Regions from separate parts of the Homo sapiens genome. Here region 2 is linked to region 1. Evidence: chromatin contacts called from ENCODE Hi-C or POLR2A ChIA-PET data. All regions are on one chromosome and are shown on one strand. Each heading gives the region's core, a stretch centred on a gene start or an enhancer-like site at or near the end of the contact. The rest is flanking DNA. Distances are from core to core; before and after follow the strand shown. Region 1 overlaps LOC105373611 (a long non-coding RNA gene). Region 2 overlaps LOC105373611 (a long non-coding RNA gene).

Evidence for each region. Hi-C counts contacts between places; a loop is a spot of excess contacts on that map. ChIA-PET counts read pairs that join two places held with the same protein, here RNA polymerase II (POLR2A).
Region 2: a loop to region 1 is called in a map of Calu3, with 2.5 times the contacts of the local background. The contact joins two enhancer-like sites. A Hi-C loop is called at or near these places in 1 of 168 maps with a recorded cell type or tissue (Calu3) and 1 of 37 single-sample maps with no recorded cell type. POLR2A ChIA-PET finds 5 or more read pairs at or near these places in 2 of 52 experiments (GM10248 and PC-9).

The regions. Positions count from the first base shown.
Region 1 is chr2:128,493,128-128,497,794 of GRCh38, reverse strand. All of the region lies in intron 1 of LOC105373611 (a long non-coding RNA gene), which reads right to left. Among named protein-coding and RNA genes, the nearest start is that of HS6ST1, 180 kb to the right of the region's middle. RefSeq lists a silencer at 2,994-3,194. Within about 2 kb of position 2,839, at least 6 of the 41 ENCODE cell types and tissues checked have a DNase peak (open chromatin) inside an H3K27ac peak, as active enhancers do.
Region 2 is chr2:128,534,634-128,539,866 of GRCh38, reverse strand. All of the region lies in intron 1 of LOC105373611 (a long non-coding RNA gene), which reads right to left. Among named protein-coding and RNA genes, the nearest start is that of HS6ST1, 220 kb to the right of the region's middle. RefSeq lists enhancers at 1,770-2,566, 2,567-3,363. Within about 2 kb of position 2,551, at least 3 of the 41 ENCODE cell types and tissues checked have a DNase peak (open chromatin) inside an H3K27ac peak, as active enhancers do.

The sequences.
Region 1 (4,667 bases), core at 1,590-4,089:
ATAGAGTCTCAGAGAAGTGGCTCCTCTTCAGGCCCCAGGCATGGAGCCCATGTCCCAGCCTGAGCCAGTCCACACCCTCGCACCCTGTGACAGACCCAGTAACTGGGGTGGAAGTGGCTGTGGCCTCTGCTTCTCAAGACGGTGACTACTGACCGTGAGCACCAAAACCAAGGCTCCTTCTGGCTGGGCATGAGAGAAGATGTGTACCCACGAAACTGCAGTCTGCCATCTTGGTACCCGATAAGAAGCAGGCCTAGGATGAATCTGACATTGTGGGAGGCAGCATGGAGCATGGGCCTTGTGATAGCACCAGACCTTGGGAGCAAGCCTCACCAGAAGCCCACCCCAGTCTGGGCTTTTCACTTGAGTCAGTCAAAGAAGCCTCTCTGTTGATTCAACTAGTGCAATTGATTTTGCTGTTGCTTGTGATCAAAAGCAGCCTAACAGATACACTATTATGCATTTGAAAAGGGTGGCATTTAGGATCTGGATGGATTTGCTTCAAAAAACAAAAAAGGTGGCAGGCCATGGTGTGGTATAGACCCACTGGCATAAGGTGGGGTAGAAGATGGGGAGGGGGAAGGATTTAAGCAAACTCTTATAAGCTAATTGATTTTTATTTAAGAACTGCAAAAGTCAACATTTGCAGGGGCAACTCTCTTGACCCTAGAAAAACATTGTGGCATATGCAAATTTGATTTGAACAACTGGGTAAATATTCATTCAATTCAGGATGCTGCCCCCCTTCTCCTCAAGGAGGATCAAGCGCTTGTTTGCTCAGCCACTGATCCCCCCAACTCCACTGCATCCTCTCAACACCCCTCCAAGCCCAGACAGTGGAGGGGGCATGGCATCAGCCCTTCTCAAGGACCCCCCTATCCAGGCTCTATCCACATCCATCTGGCCATCTTCCCCCACCGAAACATGACCCCTCAGGATGGGGAAGTGGCTGTTACAGCACCATGCAAGCTTCTCAATTTGTCTCTATGTTACAAATCTTATCTGCTGAGTCCTTCTCTTTCAAAAAGGCTGGCTCTCTCCATTAAAAACCTAGGCTTTCAAGACTATATCTCTGCTAGGTATTTTAGGAGCATATTTTGGAATCAAAGTCAAACTGTAATACTTGATATATTAGCTAGGGTTCACCAGAGAAAAAGAACCAATAGGATATATATATGAGGACATATATGTATAAGAGAGAGAGATTATAAGGAATGTGATTATGGAGCTCTGCCAGTGGCAAGCTGAAGATGCAGAAGAGCCAGTCTTGCAGTTCCAGTTCAAATGCCATCAGGCTCAAGACCCAGAAAGAACTGACACCTCAATCTGAGTCCAAAGGCAGGAAAGCAGCAATGTGCCAGCTCAAGGCAGTCAGAGAGGAGGAGCTCCCCTTTACTCAGCCTCTCTCTTCCATTCAGGTCTTCTACTGATTAGATGAGGCCCACCCCCATTTGGAAGGGAAATCTGCTTTACTCAGTGCACTGATGCCAACGCTAATCTCATCGGGAATCACCCTGGCAAGCCCACCCAGAATGATGTCTGATCAGATGTCCAGGCATCCTATGGCCCTGCCAAGCTGACACATAACGTTAACCATCACACTTGGTCCCAGGCCACCTCTGCCTCTATGCACTGGAGGCAGGGCACCTGGAAAGCAGCCACACTTCTGGGGGAATGGTGCAAAAGCTTGCATCATATCCTAAACATTATCCTGTGACACTGATTTTCACCTTCGGGTTCTTACTACAGAGTGAACATTCCTAATACAAAAATTCAGAATCCAAAATCTGAAAGTTTTTAAGCAGCAGCATGATGCCACAAGTGGTAAATTCTACATATAAGTACTTAACACAAACTTTGTTTTATGCACAAAATTATTTAAAATATCATATAAAATTACCTTCCGTCTATGTGTATAAAGTGTACATAAAACATAAATAGGCCGGGCGTGGTGGCTCATGCCTGTAATCCCAGCACTTTGGGAGGCCAAGGCAGGTGGATCACCTGAGGTTGGGAGTTCAAGACCAGCCTGACCAACGTGGAGAAACCCTGTCTCTATTAAAAATACAAAATGAGCTGGGCATGGTGGTGCATGCTTGTAATCCCAGCTACTCAGGAGGCTGAGGCAAGAGAATTGCTTGAACCTGGGAGGTGGAGGTTTCAGTGAGCCGAGATCGTGCCATTGCACTCCAGCCTGGGCAACAAGAGCGAAACTCCGTCTCAAAAAAATAAATAAATAAATTTTGTGCTTAGACTGGGTTCCATCCTCAAGATATCTCATTATGCACATGCAAATATTCCAAAATCTGAAAAAAATCTGAAATCTGAAACACTTCTAGTCCCAAGCATTTTGAACAATGGGTACTCACCCTGTAGAAGTCCTCCCTAAGCCATCAGCCCCTCCCTCTCCCTCGTGGCTTATCCTCATCCTCCAGGCCCCTTCCATCTGAACCCTCTTCCCCAGAAGAGGTGGCAGGCAGGGCTGCTGGGGGAGCTGCTGCCCAAAACTCTGCGTGAACGGAAGCCCAGAAGCCTGCATCCAGATGGAGACTGATGGTGGGAGGAGTGGGCGACACAGACACAAAAAGCTGGAGGGCGAGCAGGAATGGGAGGCCAGGGAGCAGAGCCCATGGAGCAGAGTGGGCACCCACCAGGCCTGGCTCACCCCAGAGCACAGTCATTCAAAGCAACCTTTGCCTCCTTCACCATCTGGTCAGCACCAATGGGCCCAGGGATGGGGACACCATTTCTCACCCGCTATCGGCAGGTGACCCAAACCTGGCCCCTCTGGCGCTGTCAGAGAAAACAAACAGTGCCTATTTATAGGGCTGGGCCGGGGTAATGGTTATCTTGGCCTGCTGATAGTCCTTTTTCCCCATGAAACACATAACGCACCATAAGCACTGCTCAGAGGACGATAAAAATAGCTTTGGATCAAAGAGGTAGTTTCCTTATTTTGTCTCCAAGGACAGATCAGAGAGCTGGACTGCATGTGGGCAAATCAGTTTTGGCTCTTGGCAAGAGTTTCAATGCTTCCCCTCCACATGCACAGAAAAGTCTGCCAATGTCGATATCTGAAGCTGAGATAATAGGCTGTGGGCTGTGCTTTGTCTTTTGTTGACGCACTCCCAGCCTTCAAGGTCTCTGCTATCGTTTTGTAGACAGACAGGCTAAGCCCAGACATCAACAAGCAAAAGCAGCGAAGTCCACTTGTGCCTGCTGAACGGATGCGGGTGTGGAATAATGGTAATGACCTCCATTACAGACATCTGCTGCCTGCACCTCTGCAGACCCATAGCATCATCCCCATTTTACATGTGAGGAAACTGCAGCTCGAAGAGGCCACCAGCCCTCAACCCTAAATCCAGCTGCCCCGGAAGCCTGAGGTCTTTCAGGACTCCGCAGATTTGGAATCAAACAGCCGGGGCTTGACTCCTATCTCACCGCTTAAAAGCCCAGGCTCTTAATCTCTCTGAGCCTGTTTCTCCATCTGTAAAATGGGAGTCATAACAACTTCCAAGCTATTTGTGACTCAAAGGAGATCGTGTAACAGAGCTACATCGTGTGCAGATTGGCTTGTAGACACTAGTTATTATGGCGGTGTTTTTCTAACTGAGCCATTGATGCTTTCAAGGCACTGCTGCTCCCTCGCATGCCTCTAGAGGCAGGTGATATTACACCCACTTCACAGACGAGGAACTGCGGTGTCAGAAGATTAAGGGCCTTGCTCACGCAGCCAGGACGAAGTGAAGCCGTCGTGGGAACCCTGGTGGCAGGCTCCAGGGTGGGCGCAGCGAAGCCTAGTACCCATGGCCACGGTTGTCATGTATTTTTCTATGCTGAAGACTGTCAGGGGCGATGGCGCATTGCAAGAGAATCTTCAAACCTGGCCAAAAGTCTGTTCTCTAGTACAATTCTCAGTCTAGGGGGAAAAGATCTGATAACGTCACGCCAAGGTGTTGCTGCTGATGGTGTTTCAGTCTGTAACGCTACTGGGTGTTTGCCTCCAAACCAAAGTGTGGTGGGGCCATGTTTCATTGGAGAGCTTAATCCCACCTGCTCAGCGCTAGTCCTACCATCCCGCGCCACAGCCCTCCAGCCAGCACCCGAGGCGAGCGGGCCTGGGAAGAAGGCGGACCCCAGCCTCCCAGGCTGCTGGGTCCGGGAGCTCCGCGGCGAGGATCGCTCACCTGGGCGCTCCCCGGGACAGTGAACGGCAACAGAGCCCAGGGAAACCTGAGCGCAGGTCCGCGTGCGTCCGGGCCTCGGGGGTGGTTTCACCCGCGGGCGGGGAGGGGGCGGGGCCTTCTGTCAGCCACGCCCCCAGAGTGGAGCCCCCGCCCCGCCCAACCCCCCACCGCGGGAAGCCCCTGGGCACTGGGACCCGCTCCTTCCTCTGCAGGGCGGCCCGGCCGCGGCCTGCTGGTGGCTGTGAAGGTTACATGGAGTGCGAGTGCGTATACACAGGTAGCGATGGCAGGGCAGACGGTCGCAGCTGCCTGTAGTCCCTCCACGTCCCTGCAAAGCCCCGTCCTCTGGACCCCCATCACCCCCGCTCCCACACGTTTGCAGGCTTTATTGCCCTGCCGCGTGCGGGCCAGACCCTCCGGGAGCTGCCAGCGCAAATTCCTTCGGCAGAGGACCCGCTCTGGGCAGGAGCAGGGTGG
Region 2 (5,233 bases), core at 1,302-3,801, 42 kb before region 1:
AGGCCCGGCTAAGTTTGTATTTTTAGTAGAGACGGGGTTTCACCATGTTGGCCAGGCTGATCTTGAACTCCTGACCTTAGGTGGTCTGCTCATCTTGGCCTCCCATGCCAACTGATTTTTATCATCTCGTTTGTGCATCCCACCAGTCTGGAAGACTGAGGGTGTCATGCACAACAGAAATGCTGAAAAATAGGCCATAAATGACAAGTAGGATGAAGGATTTGTCACTGAAATGGGTTCCCAGGTTGCTGTGAAGCTCAAAAGAACCTCCCCCAGAAAAAATAGAACTTAACGTGGCCCTGGTTAAAGATGCAATTGGCAAAGAAATTTGGTCTTTTTGTTTTCAGTTTACTCGAAAGGTGAACAAAAATCTTTTACTATCTCTTATTAATACTATAAAAGAATCTTACTCAAAAGAAAAAACAAATTCAACCTTTGTATTAGTGTATTACTAATATTAAACCTAATTTTAATAAACCTCATAAACAGATTTATCTAATCAGCTTTGACCACAAAATAAGATTTCCATAAATCTTCCATTTAAAGCAACCTTTAAATAACTAGGCAAAAATACCTTTTATTTAACAAAGTAACACATTCTCTGTCTATCTTATCATTTTCTGTCTTTCTTATAATTTTCCTTGCCAAAACCATATCCTACTTTTCTGTTTTTTGTTTGTTTGTTTTTTTGAGACAGAGTCTTGCCCTGTCGCCAGGCTGGAGTGCAGTGGCGCGATCTCAGCTCACTGCAACCTCTGCCTCCTGGATTCAAGCCATTCTCCTGTTTCAGCCTCCCAAGTAGCTGGGATTACAGGCACCCACCACCACACCCAGCTAATTTTTGTGCTTTTAGTAGAGACAGGGTTTCACCATGTTGGCCAGGATGGTTTCGGTCTCCTGACCTTGTGATCCGCCCCCCTCGGCCTCCTGAAGTGCTGGGATTACAGGTGTGAGCCACCGCGCCCGGCCTCCTACTTTTCATATACATTCTGCTTATAGAATTGTTTTTCTTACATCTAATAGTTTTAATTATATATATAAACTACAATCTTAACTCTTGGCAACCGTAATTTCTGGTGAAAAACCAAGAAAGTAAGTAATTTTAATTGTTATGTATCAGGTACAGAGCCCAGGACAGAGGACAGAGCTGTGAAGACAATGCCTGCAGGACCTGATCCCTCCCAGCATGACTGGGAGGCAGAAGCCAGCAAGATGTGTTGGGCTTGGCTCTGCCCCACAGCTGGTGGCCTAGACACTGTGAACATCCATGAGACTTCAGTTCTCACCACGGCCACCTCCTAGACCGCAGAATCTAAAGGCTCAACACCAAAGATGTAAGCTCACAGTAAGATGTGCACAAGACTCCAAGGAAGCCCAGCCACCTGCCCTCACAGCTTTAGCTTACAGAAAAATCACACAAGCATCAAAAGTATCACAGAAGCAACAGTTTTATGACCTTAAAACATCTAGCAGAGACAGTATGTATTTGTTCGCCAGTAGACTTGGTCAAAAAAAATGTCTAAAATTCTGAAGACATTTCTATTTTGTTTTACCAACAATTTTTAAGCTAGCTTTATTTACCAAAGATTGCTAAAGTCATGTAAACTTGAAAGCATTTGGGCACGCAATTTGTGAGTACTCATGCACTTATAAGTCAATTTGGTACCACACAGACAACATACGCACAGACATGTACACATGTAAACATAAAAACAGAGATAGGCACAAAAATTTTACAGCTTGGACTTTAAAATTTTAGCCATGAGACAAGTAAAACTCACTAGTTTAAAAGGACACTTGGATTAAACTGTGCCTCTGTAAATGGAACAAATTAAAGTTTATCTGTCCCACATGGCTGAAGCCCTTACTGGTTTTGGAGAAAACAGGGTAGCAAATTAACATCTTGAAACACAGAGAAAGAATTTACATTTTCAAGAAGGGTTTTGGTTTTGTCAGAGAAAGATTAAGAAGAAATCCCACAGTAACACAAAACCATAGGAATTCACCACAGGATTGACAAGGAGCCCAATTTTATTTAGATAGGTAGCTTCTAATTTGGTCTTTGTTTTCCAACTGGGCCACTGAGCTCAGGGCAGAGCTCATTAATGAACAGAGCCCACAAAGCATTTGTAGCTTCCAGGGCCTAATACTTACAGATGTGAAAAGCAGGCCCAGCTGAAAGGCAGAGCATCTAGATCTTCAGAAATCAAGGATCCCACTTTTACATTGAATCCCATTTTCCGCAAATGAGGAAAACGTGATGGGACCAGGCCCTGCAACACTTTCTTAGAGCGCCTCACTACAAGACATTCGCCAGAGACTGCTGGGCAATCCAACAGCAACCAGCCCCCTCTGCCATCAGCCCAGCCCCCATGGGAATCCTATCCCTCGGTGGTGGGTGTTCCCACCACGTGCAAGTATCCAAACCACACTTTTCTTATCTAAACACACAAAGAAACGAGTCATCCCTGAAATAAATACACTCATTGCAACTGCTGCGGCCACCTCCAAAGCTGCAGCTCTCACATCTGACTCACCAGCCGTCACACACACAAAGGTCACCTTCCCTCTCACAGTACAATGGAACCCCTGGTGCCTACAAAGCCAAAGAGATCGGGTAACTCAATGCAAAAGAGAGCAGAGTTTCAGCCCTGAGAGGGGCATACCCGCTACTCTTGGGACTCCACAAGGAAAGTAAAAGGCCTCACAAAGGGGCTGTGGTGCCTTTTCCTGTGTTCCTCAAGAGGGCCCAGGGCTGTTGGAAGTCTCCTCTAGATTTCTTCACGTGGTATCTAACATGGCAAAAGGAAGGAGGAGCAGAAATGGAAGGAAAAACAAGTCCTAGAGGAGCGGAGCCAATTTGGGGAGATTTTAAGGTTTCTAAAAGACCAATGTTGGGAGGCGAAGACGGGCAAATCACCTAAGGTCAGGGGTTCAAGACCAGCCTGGCCAACATGGTGAAACCCTGTCTCTACTAAAAATACAAAAATTAACTGGGCATGGTGGTGGGCACCTGTAATCCCAGCTACTTGGGAGGCTGAGGCAGGAGAATCGCTGGAACCCGGGAGGTGGAGGTTGCAGTGAGCCAAGATCGTGCCACTGCCCTCCAGCCTGGGCGACAAGGGCGAGACTCTGTCTCAAAATAAATAAATAAAATAAAAAGCCAATGAAGTTTTACATTTTCGTCAGCAAAAATCATGCCAACAAGAAAGGAAGCAAACAGAGGGACCAGACATATTTGAAAAGCGGATTCTGTCAACTAAAAAACAATTCCCAGAAACAGTATCCAAAAGAGAAAAGGAAGACAGGAAAAAATTATAGTTTGAAAATCAGCTTTTAATTAAGCCTACTCTGACCATACAGCTCATTAAAAAATCCTTTCAAATCTCTTATTACCAGATTTCACTCAGGGCAATCAGAAAGTAGGCTTTCTATTCATTTGTCTGGTTCTAAAACCTGCATTTTCCCATTGTGTGTGCAAATATATTAATTTAGAAATTTCAAAAGACCCCCAATTTGGCCATTGCTACTTGGGATGATCTTGAGTTGTGTAAGTCCAAGGTGGAGCTCCACGGGTGTTATACACAAATACAGCGGGTATTTCCGAGGGCCGGGGGATGATCCTTAAGGGAAAGCTCAGCTTTGACAATCAGTTTCCCACCATTTTAGAAATTCCCTTTCAAAAGTGACCAAGGCTGGAACGATGTAGTAGGCTGAAGTGTGCTGCTCTGTGAGTGCCATTCCTCAAAGAGTCATCAGTGAGTCATGACTCATTCTTTTGTTTTTTGTTTTTGAGACAGAGTCTTGCTCTCTCTCCAGGCTGGAGTGCAGTGGTGCGATCTCAGCTCACTGCAACTTCTGCCTCCCGCGTTCAAGCAATTCTCCTGCCTCAGCCTCCTGAGCAGCTAGGACTATAGGCACATGCTACCATGCCCAACTAATTTTTTTGTATTTTTAGTAGAGATGGGGTCTCACCGTGTTAGCCAGGATGGATTCACTCTTTTACATGTCTCGGAATCTCTCATCACTTTTCGGCAGCAGAGCACTCAAGGTGCCAGGTGACCAGCCCTTATGTGCACCTTCTGGCTAAGCCAAAAATCCCTGCAGATATTTTTCTTGAAGGGAGGTCCTATAAGGCTGCTACGTATCATGGACGAACATTTCAACACCTCCATAAAGTCTCTAGTCACCTAGAGTCCCCAGTCGGTATGGAGGGAGGGAGTGTCTCTTAACTTTTGGGTGGGAGAACTCACTTACATGTTCTTTTCAGTTTAAAACCAGCAGGAATGGATTAAATTGAAATACAAGTCCAAATTACAAATAATAGGAAGCAGCTGCAATTTTTAAAGGGTGCTATGTAATTTTAGGCCAAAAAATAAAATGAAACAACTTACACTAGACTACCAATGCTGTAACCCAAATATTTTGCCATGAAGTAGAGGCAGAAAAGCCAGAAGTTCTCTGTAGAGCTCTTTAACCAAATCTCCTGTCCAGAGACAGAGATGAAAGCCCTCACTTTTAAAAGAAAGAGAGGATTTGAAAACAAAATCTAGACCTCAACTTAAAGGAAGTGAGGTCTGAATTCAAGAGGACTCACTCTTTGTACCCAGGGAAACCTCTGGAGTCGAAGGAACTCAATAGGTTCATCCTGGCACTGAGTGCCACATCCAAGAGAGCCCAGTGGCAAGGGAGCATCACTCTGAAATGTCAACCCAAAGGAAGAAACTGAGACAAAATTAATATGGGTAGAGGGTTCATTTGGGACAAGTTTGAGGACTGCAACCCAGGGGACATAGACTCAAGTTTCCCTGAATATATGCTCTGAGAGCAGCAGTTACAAGTGGGGTTTTAAAGGAAAAAAGACGGGGCAGGCAGTTCTTTAGTTGACCTAACCTATTGATTGGCTATGTGCTACTTTTTGTATCACAAATTCCAGGAACATGAAGATAATGGGCGAGGGCTACATTGTGCAACTGGTAACATTTTCGGTAATTTACCAGCCAGTCTGGAAACTGCAGGGAAGAAAACAAAGAAACTGTAATGACTTTAAACAATTAACCTTGGGCTTGGGTGCAGGGGTTGTGACTGAAATCTCATGCTCATGCCTCCTTGGGCCTGATCAGTTTTGCAGACCTTACATTCTTTTTTTTTTTTTCTTTTTGAGACTGAGTCTTGCTGTGTCACCCAGGCTGGAGTGTAGTGGCGTGATCTCGGCTCACTGCAACCTCCGCCT